Regions from separate parts of the Homo sapiens genome. Here region 2 is linked to region 1. A link is a loop called in an ENCODE intact Hi-C map of the cell type or tissue named here. Cell type or tissue: heart left ventricle. All regions are shown on one strand. Region 1 overlaps CRADD (CARD and death domain containing adaptor protein). Region 2 has its middle 19 kb from the start of SOCS2.

Evidence for each region. Hi-C counts contacts between places; a loop is a spot of excess contacts. Peaks named below come from ENCODE experiments on the same cell type or tissue, not always from the same donor. Only the 100,000 strongest peaks of a DNase experiment are listed, where the experiment ranks them.
Region 2: it touches region 1 in a loop (3-fold over the local background); 3 of 110 quality-filtered maps call a loop at or near these places.

What each region holds. Positions count from the first base shown.
Region 1 is chr12:93,812,712-93,817,711 of GRCh38, forward strand. The region is part of intron 2 of CRADD (CARD and death domain containing adaptor protein); the gene reads left to right. Among named protein-coding and RNA genes, the nearest start is that of CRADD-AS1, 77 kb to the left of the region's middle. In heart left ventricle, no CTCF peak of the experiment used is centred here; DNase peaks (open chromatin) are centred at 1,600 and 1,950; H3K4me3 peaks cover 1,026 bases; H3K27ac peaks cover 2,857 bases.
Region 2 is chr12:93,589,046-93,594,045 of GRCh38, forward strand. It overlaps a transcript of SOCS2 not described here. Among named protein-coding and RNA genes, the nearest start is that of SOCS2, 19 kb to the left of the region's middle. RefSeq lists an enhancer at 2,076-2,635. In heart left ventricle, no CTCF peak of the experiment used is centred here; DNase peaks (open chromatin) are centred at 1,688 and 2,596; H3K4me3 peaks cover 3,334 bases; H3K27ac peaks cover 3,863 bases.

The DNA.
Region 1 (5,000 bases):
GTGGCCTATCTTGTGCAAAGTTAGTAATAGTTTGTTGCCAAATCCAAGGAAAGCAAACTCTGGCTCAGGCATGAGATTTATTTTTCTCACCATGATTTACAACTGGTGTAAAATTCAGGTCTGGACTTGGTTAGTTATAATGCTATCGCAATATACCGCATCTTGAGTTGATTTTGCCATATCCTGTATTGTTATGTAAAATGCTAACTTTAATTGAGAATTGCCCCAGTAGAATATCCTTATTTGTCCTGCATGAAGTTTCTCCTCTTTTGTATCAATTTTTTGTATGGTTCAAATTAGTGCGGGAAGAAAAGGCAGGAAATACAAATTTAAGGGATATGTGTTATATCATAAAAGAATTGTATCACAAAGCATTAAGACAATGCACAGAAAACTTTGCCAATAGCTGATAGAGCAGAAGGGATTGTATAATTAAATAAGAACTAACACCTATTTTGTAACTGGAAATTGCATTGTCAGAGTCCCTTTCCTTTTATCACTAGATGCTAAGAATCTAGCCATGTAAAAACTCCCAAAACATCCAAATTCAAAAAAACTGGAATCTAACGTGGTAATGCAGTTGTCAAGAACACGCAATAGTCTTTGGGCTTTTACAAAGCACTGAAAACTAAATGTTGCATTTGTGCCCTTATCTTCCACAACTTCTTTCTTGGCAGCTTTTCTTGGCTCACTTCAGACACACAGAATTTCAAGTAATCAGGGAAAGTTGGGACAGAAACTTCCTCTGTCTTTCCATGGCCTTTTCTTTTTCCTTTACGGATCTGTGATCCTATGCTTTCTCTCACATTCACATTATATGTGTCAGTTGGAGAAATCTTGATGCCCAGTTTCATTTGTTTCTTCTGTCCCACCTGTAACTAATTTAGGTTGAGTTCTCCGGCTCATGTATCAGAGTGTGTATGACAAATTATCTCAAAGCCCAGAGGGCCTCGGTGGTCCAAGTCCCAGCAACAAGGGACACCTGCTGTCATGACATGGGCTTGACCTGGGTTCTGTGGACATTAAGGAACCACTGTCCTGAGAGGGGGGTATGGAGCTAAGCTAGGGGAGGGAGCAGGATGAGCTTAGAGCTGCCGAGGAAACGGAAAGAGTCTATAGGCTTTAAAAAAGAGGAGAGAAAGAAAGAAGAATAAAAGATGTTTCTGGAGACTCTGAGAATAGTTAAGAGTCCAGGGCCAGCCAGAATCACCCTTTCCCCCAGCTACCGAGAGTGCCACAGAGCAGAAATTGACTTGGAAGATATTGCTCCTAGACCAAAAGTCCAAATTAAGGGGTATAGGCAGTTAAGGGCAAGTGAGGGCAGTAGAGATGGTTGTCCGAGTCCAGTGGCCATGAGAGGTTTCTCAGCTGCCTGCCAATTCTCTTCTGGGACAATGCCAGCCATAAAGTACAAGCCATGCTTTGGTGTGGGCTGTAGACATATTGTTTTCCCATAACTACTGTCATTCAAACAGGATCTAGTTTCTTGGCATGAGCAAATTGTTCCCGCTGAATACACACACTATGTCCGCTATGGGGCAAGGCAAAGCGAATCCTCCAAGGAACTGGATGGATTTTTCATTCTGAGATAAGCAGTTTTTTTGTGGGGGCGGGGGAGGTGGAGAGGAGCCAGCTTCACTCTCTGTTCATGCGAGTTTTGAATGAAATGAGTAAAGTTCATGTTCCCCCCAGAGTACACAAGGTTCAAGTGGGATTACCCAGTGGGAATCCAGCCCGATTGTAATTTAACTTGTTCGAGGGATCTAAATATTTAATCTGCCTTCATCACGAATCCTAGAATCCTATGTAAGCAGCAAAGGCCGAGGGTCTGAAAGTAAACACTGCAGTTAGAATCAGAAGTGTTGCAACTAGCACAACTGCTGCTGTGACGTCCTACAAACTTTGGAGAGTGCCAGAGGAAGCTAGCCTGAGAGCACAGAACTGGCAGTCACGAGGCCTGCATTCTCCAGCTTCGCCTGCCACCAACTCTCTGAGCCTCCAGGCCTCCTTTGTCAAGTAAGGACACAAGCAAAGCATCTCAGAAGACAAGTCATTTTCATAACTGGAAATGAGACAGAGCCAACAAGGATGCGTGAAACCAGCCACATAAATTGTGAAACCTATGTGATCATGTATATGTACAATGTTTTCTTAAAAAAAATTACCATTCCTAGATCTAATATCAATTTTTTGTATGATTTTGCCCCACATTTTGCTCAAATTATGCAGTGTTTGAAAGAGATTCTCTGCAGAGGTTGGAATCACCCCCTTGGGTGCTGGTAGCAATCTGTGAAGGTAGCTTTTTAGATGTCACAATGATTGGGGGTGGGGTGCTGGTGACATTGGATGGGCAGGTGCAGAACTGCTAAACAATGCTCTGGGCAATCCCACAAAGCGACCACCTGGCCCATATCTGGCATGACTTTCATGTCCCGCCGGACATTCAAGGAATCCGACTATGTTTTCTATATAAACATATAGTATTTTTCACATCTGAAAATATACACTGAATTTTCCAGGACTGTGTATAAATAGAGGTAAGATTGTACTTTATTTTGCTCAGAACTTTACCAAGAGTTATTAATAATCTCCAAAAAATCAAATTATAGCAAACACTAATGATGTTTGAGTCACTAAGCAACACACCTATATCTGTCTGCATTGTGATATCACATTCGTGGTTATTCTACAGGTACAAGAATCTGAGCCTCCCTTGTCCTTTAGTGCAATCAAGCAGAGTATCCACATACTGAAATACACAACATTTTCTGTAAGCTATTTTCTTTTCATTTCTCCTTTGTATTACAGTTTTCATGTTATATTAATTTAAAAACATGGGCAGGTTATATGATCTATGGATTTTATACCAGATTAGTAGAGTACTATAAAATGTTTGTTATAAAAAGTGTGTTTTATTTGATTGGGTTGAAAACTTCTGGGCCAGGTAATCCTAAAGTCTCTTAGCTTTTAAATTTTGTGAGCCTGTGAGATTATTTAGCCAAATGCCTTCATTTTTACTGGTGAGTAAACTGAAGCCCATTCAGTCTTTCATGCATTGTATTGCATTCAGAAATTGCTGTGATCATTGGGAGGGGAGAATGAAACTACCAAGCAAAAGAATATGATTTTAGTTTATTCTCTCCTTTCTTTTCCAGGATTACAAAGGCCCAGGAATAGCTAGTTAGCTTGCCCTGGTGTCACTGCTCACTCCTGTGAAGAATAAGGATAAACCATGAGGATAGTAGTGGTAATGGTGAAACAGAAAGAACACAGAAAGCTGATTCTAGAGTAGGGCTATCTAATAGAAATATCATGCAAGCCACCAATTGGAGCCACATATGTGGTTTACATTTGGAAGTAGCTACATTTTAAAAAGTAAAAAGAATATGTAACATTAATTTGAATGATATATTTTATTTAACCCAGTATATTCAAAGTATTATTATTTCAACATGAAAGGAATAGATTATTATTTTTTAAAGGCTTAATTTTATTTATTTATTTACTTATTTACTTATTTTTTGAGATGGAGTCTTGCTCTGTCGCCCAGGCTGGAGTGCAGTGGTGCGATCTCAGCTCACTGCAGCCTCCGCCTCTGTGGTTCAAGCAATTCTCCTGCCTCAGCCTCCCAAGTAGCTGGGATTACAGGCGTGTGCCGTGATGCCTGGCTAATTTTTTTTTTTTTTTGGATTTTTGGTAGAGGCAGGGTTTCACCATGTTCGTCAGGCTGGTCTCAAACTCCTGACCTCAAGTCATCTGCCTGCCTCAGCCTCCCAAAGTGCTGGAATTACAGGCGTGAGCCACCATACCCTGCCAGAAAACAATTATTAATGAGATATTTTATGCTTCTTTTATACTAAGCCTTCAAAATCTGGTGTGCACTTCACATTTAGAGCACACTTCAATTCAGACACAGATCATTTCAAGTGCTCAGTAGCCACACATGTCTAGTGGCTGCCATATTGGGTAGTGCGGCTCTAGTGCAATGGCTTTCAGCAGTTCTTCTGTTTCTACCCAGTTCACCTGTCTAGGCAGGAGACTTCCCATCCCTGTAGAATGACAATGGATGGGGAACGGGGGTGCAGCAGGTGGAGTTTACCATCACCTACTCCCTGCACTCGTCTGTGCACTAGAGTCATAGGCTTAAAAAATGTGAGACGGTTTCTGCTAAGACTTACTTGCAAGGTCATGCGACGACGTAGCAGGGTTCAAGCCTTGGAAGAGAGGACTAGTGATCTGAAATCAGAGGTCTGCCTTTGGAGAAGTGGTTGCTTGCCAGGAATTAGAGGGCTTAGTCCTGTAGAACTTTACTGAATAATTTTACAAATATAGTATTTTTAAAGTAATACCTTTTTTTTTCTCATTGTATCTTAATCTCATTTGGCTCATTCATGGTGCACAAATATAAAAGGTATTAGACCAGATGATTGTTTAAGTCTCTCCTAGTCGCTGTCACTGTCTCCTAATTTGGAAGGAGGTCCATCGGAGACTCAGATCTGGTCCTTCAAGAGACTGTGACTTCCAGCCAGGTCTCTCCCCAAGTGGCTCTGAGGTTTTTGAAGTGTGTTTTCAATGCCCAAGAGCTGTCTATGTTCAGCTGTGTGTGTGCTTGTGTTGTGGAGTCGGGTTCGGGACAGGGAACGTGGAGCTTAACCAGGCAAAGTGCTTTACGTCTATGACCCTGTTGAATCAGTGGAACAACCATTTGAGGTCGATGCTGTCGTTATTCTCATTTTCCACAAAAGGAAACAGAGGCAACAGAGGTTAAGCAACTCCTCCAAGGTCACAGTGGCTGTCGCCATTTCATTCTTTATGGTTGGCGGGCTGAATTTTCTTTCTTGGTGGAAACCTGCCTGCCCCTTCTTAGTCATCCTTCTTTTCCTCTTCTTCATGACATATTTTTCCCTTTTCTTCCCCTACTCCTCAACCACAAACACGCATCAGATGAGGAGCACCTCATCATAAAGCAGGTTGGGGCCTTCGAATCCACTCTCGGTGGC
Region 2 (5,000 bases), 220 kb before region 1:
TCTTCCCAGTGCTATCATTATTTACCGTACAGCATGGTTTAAAACACGGAAAACATCCATCCTTTGCTTCCCTCCTCTGTGCCTGCCAGTCCTACACCTTTCTCAACTCTTTTAGTGTTATCTTCTCCAGCTAGACTGCAGATTCTGGGCAGGCAGTGCCTTGCAGTCTGCGACCCCATCATATATTTTTCACAGTTGATGTTGAATACATGACTGATAGATTTCAAAGGCATTTCCTGTTTTGAGGTCACCATGTACACCATATTCTAGTTACAGAAATTATACCAACCTTGACATTCTGGGAATTTTTTTTTTAAATTCCCATGGGTTCTATCATTTGTCTTCTCATAAAATAATACAAAATGTGCAAATAAAAAAATCCATATGCTTGGGCTTCCTGATTGTTTTTATTAAAGTGAGTTTAGTGATGGTGGGTTAAATAATGCTGTAATCTTAAGCCAGAAATTGAGAATATGGATTTGAAATGTCCCCATTCCCTTTTTTTGTTTGTTTTTGTTTTGTTTTGTTTGCTGTTGCATGTTCTTGGCAGCAGTGGTTGATGTCAGTATTGTTGCCCATGTTGTAGACTGCAGATGTTGCAGTGTAGCTTAGTACTTTGGTTCGCTTGCTGAAATTCCTCACTGTGCTTCTTATGAGGTCCAGGAACATATAGATTTGCAGTCTGATGTATTTTGATGATTGCCAGATAAAACTGATGTCTGGCACTTTTTCCAGGAGAAACACATGTAGACGTTTCCAAGTTGATTTGTAGGGACTTAGTGTTATTAGAACTTTGTGGCAAAACTTTTTCTCAAGTGGCAGAAGAAATAAAGGAACTTCAGTTTTGAGGGCTGTTAACAGCACTTCCATTAGTGGCAAAGCTGAGATGGTTGACAAAGTACTGGATTGTTGAGATGGACCTTCCAGGCCGGGTGTGGTGGCTCACGCCTGTAATCCCAGCACTTTGGGAGGCCAAGGTGAGCGGATCATGAGGTCAGGAGTTCGAGACCAGCCTGACCAACACGATGAAACTCCATCTCTACCAAAAATACAAAAATTGGCCTGGTGTGGTGGTGCGCGCCTATAATCTCAGCTACTCAGGAGGCTTGAACCCGGTAGGTGGAGGTTGTAGTAAGCTGAGATCGCGCCACTGCACTCCAGACTGGGTGACAGAGCGAGACTCAGTCTCAAAAAAAAAAAAGAATAAGCAAGTACTGTATTTGGACTTTTAAGCATTACTGATACAGTAAAATACAGTTTTAGCTACCGACGCAAGACTAGCACCCAAGATTTTAGAAAAAGGCACTTTTTCCCTTTTATTTTCCAATAACATTTCTCAATCTGGTAACCAGAGAGACTACTCTGGGATTAATTTGAGTCTGATTGCTGTTTACTGTTCTAACAAGAACAGTTTTTTTGGAGAGGAGAGCAGAGTTTAGGAGAAACGAACTATTAAAAGTTAGCTTCCCGTATGGGCGTGGTGGCTCAGGCCTGTAATCCCAGCACTTTGGGAGGCCGAAGTGGGCGGATCACGAGGTCAGGAGATCGAGACCATCCTGGCCAACATGGTGAAACCTGTCTCTACTAAAAATACAAAAATTAGCTGGGCGTGGTGGCACGTGCCTGTAATCCCAGCTACTCCGGAGGCTGAGGCAGAAAGAATCGCTTGAACCCAGCAGGCAGAGCCGAGATGGCGCCACTGCACTCCAGCCTGGGCGACAGAGCAAGACTCCGCCTCAAAAAAAAAAAAAAAAAAAAAAAAAAAAAAAAAAAAAAAGTTAGCTTCCCAGTGTACACATGAAAAGTACAATCCTTTTCTTCATTTATATTATAATTATTTGAAGAGCAAATTAGGTATTGTTAGTGAAGAAATGAGAGTGATTACCTGGTAATATGATGAGTTACTTTTTCTTTAAACTTACTGGCTTTTCCCTTAACACTAATGGTCTGGATAACAAGTTTTTACTTGTTGGCAGTGCAGTTTAGCCTCCGAACACTCTTGGAACAAAATGACTAATTTTTTTTAACGCTTTATTGAAATATAAATTTTAGGAGAGTAAACATTTTCGATTTGGAAGAAGTAGTTACGTTACAGACCTTCAAATCCAGCTTGTTCGGGAGACTTGACATTTAATCACTAGGCTAATGAAGCGCCAGAAGAGAGAGCTTTTATGGTTAGAAAGGGAGGTGTTTTTTAAAAAAAAAACAAACGAACAAACAAAAAAAAAAAAACAAGGCTCAGCCCGAGATACTGGAAGCGACTTGACCTTGATTTACATATACAAGGAACGGAAATGAATTAGCCCGGCTAGATATTTCTAGGAACTAGTTAAGGGAGAATGAACAAGATGGGAGCGAGGAGAAAGCGTGTGTGCGTTCGTGTGTGGCTGTCTGTCTGTCTGTCTGCGGCAAGAGGAATCTCAGAGTTTCGGTTATTTCTCCTTGAAGAATTTTCAAACGGAGTTCCTGCAGGGGCTGGCTCTAGCGTCTACGATGTGCACACACTGTCTCTCAAGAGGGAAGTGATCCTGGCGCCACGGGGTGATGCAGCAGAAGTTCTTTTTGTCTGTGGCCAGGGTAGAGTGCGGAGCCCCACGGAGCTGTGGCGTGGCGGCTCCTCCCAGACGCGTCCGGGGCGCCGCTCGGGTCTCCCAGGACCTTATGTAACCCAGCGTCGGCAGCAAGGAGCCGGTCACAGGCTGACCAACGTCAAGGCGTTTCACTTTGGAAGCGCACCAGATGAGTGTGGTATTGAGAGCAGACGGCTGGGTGCAATGTTTTTGCCGCATATCTCATGGGTTATTTTAATCTTTTCACGTAGTCTTAAGGGTCTCACTAGACCGTATATGAGAATGTGGCCAGGGATGTGGCTTCTATAGATTGTCCCAGATAAGAGCATCCCTTTTGTTTTTGTTAATGCAGGGTAAATACAACCTCTTCTTAGGAGCTAGTTTTTCAATTATTCTAAAAGTGATAACATGCTCATGGTTCAAAATTTAGTCAGTTCAGAAGTGCACAAAATGAAAAAATTGTCCAACTCCCGTCCCACTCCCCAGAGGTAACTATTATTAAAAGTTTCCTTTTTATTGTTCCAGAATTTTTTTAATGCAGTCGAAGCCTCTATTTAAATCATGTTTTAAAGCACACACAAATATTATTGTACTATACTTTCTGCTCTGCAATTTGCTTTTAAAATTTAATATTTGGACTCTCTATGTCTACCTTTCTCTCTATATATCTATTTATATCTTCATGGCAACATAAGGCTTTGCCTCATTCTTTTCAACAGCTGCACAATATTCCATGATATGAATGTACCATTACTGATTGAATCAGTCTCCTGCTAGTGGATATACAGGTTGTTCCCAGTTTCGTGCTATTACAAACAACGGTGCGGTACAAATCTGTGTGCTAATTGTTGCTGTGTGCTTATGGGAACATATATGTTGAGTACATTCTTAGAAGTGGAACTTTGGGGCCCAAGGGTACATGGCACTTAACATTTTAATAGATATTTACTTTCAAATCACATTCCCAAAAGGTTGTTCCCATGCATATTTCAGATGGAAATAAATTCTGTCTTTCAAGTTGTACACATAGCTGAGGGTTTTCCTTAAAATACTGTTCATTTTTAAACAGCATATTTTCCATTGAGATCGAATAAACTTGTTTATTTGCTAATTAATTGCCCTTGAAGTTAAATCTCTATTCTAGAAAAGATGTCTGAGAAACCTAGTGGAAAGGCCTCAACAACTTCGTCCCAGCCTTGATCAGAGACATTCACAGCTATGGGACAGGCACATGGCTCTATGCCTTGACTGTGGCTTCATAGACAGCTGTCTTTAAAAACCCTAGGGTAGGACTGAGAAAGCTTTTTTTTTTTTTTTTTTTTTGGTATGTGTAATAATATCATCTTCAATTAGTTCTGTTCAAAGGACATCGATTAAGCACAACTATAGTAAAAGTTTCTCCAGTTCCCTACTCTCTGTCCCCTTATCCTGGTTTCCTGCCTTCTCTCTCCCCTTTTGTGTTTGTTTCTTTTCATACCAGTTATCCTCTGCACCCACTCCTGACACCAGATTGGGTGGCCAGTTCTAGGAACAATGAAACTGATTTCCTACAACTGGAAGGTGGTTCTGGAGAGGGAATTAGCTTTGCCTAAGATTATTATCACGCTGACCCGACTCTATATCTAGATCCTGCCTCCAGTGGGATAGCTGATCTGCTATGACTCCCAAATGCCTAAAGCTCTCCGCCTACTCAGAAACACAGCATCTTCTTTAAAGCTCCAGAAGAGAGAGCTTTTATGGTTAGAGAAGGAGGTTTAAGAAAAGCAAACAAATAGGGCTCAGCCTGAGATACTGGAAGCAACTTGACCTTGATTTACATATACAAGGAACAGAAATAAATTAGATATTAGAATTAAATTAAAATCAAATTTTAATTTAGATTTGTATAGGTAAGACCTATTACAGATGAAGCCAGATACCAAGATATGTTTCAAAAAACATGTGGTTCACATTGCTATTAAATTGTTTATAAATGATCATAGTAGCATCCCAATTACCTTTTAGATTATAGCCAACTTTTTGGGAATTACAGGACTTTTACAAGTATTTTATTTCCCAAATTACCTGCTTATCTGGAAAATAACCCTAGTAAGACCAAGCCCACTCATCCTGAAAACTCATCTTAAATGAAGCCAAGTCAAGTCAGAATAAGATCTGGGTGTCAGCAAAAAGGAAAACAAACAAACAAAAATCAAACCGAACCACGCTAAAATAAAATAAAATAAATTTCCCATTTAAAGTCTGAATCCCTTTGGCTTTGTAAGCTACTGTTACCATACAGAGGCATCTGCCTTAAAATAAAGGAAATAAATCAAGAGCGTAGAAAACCTGTTTAATCAAAACTCTTAATTTCAAATCAGTGTTTCCATAACACATTACAAGCCAGCAGGAAGAGAGGGGAGGCAAAATGTGCAGTTCCATGATGTCCCC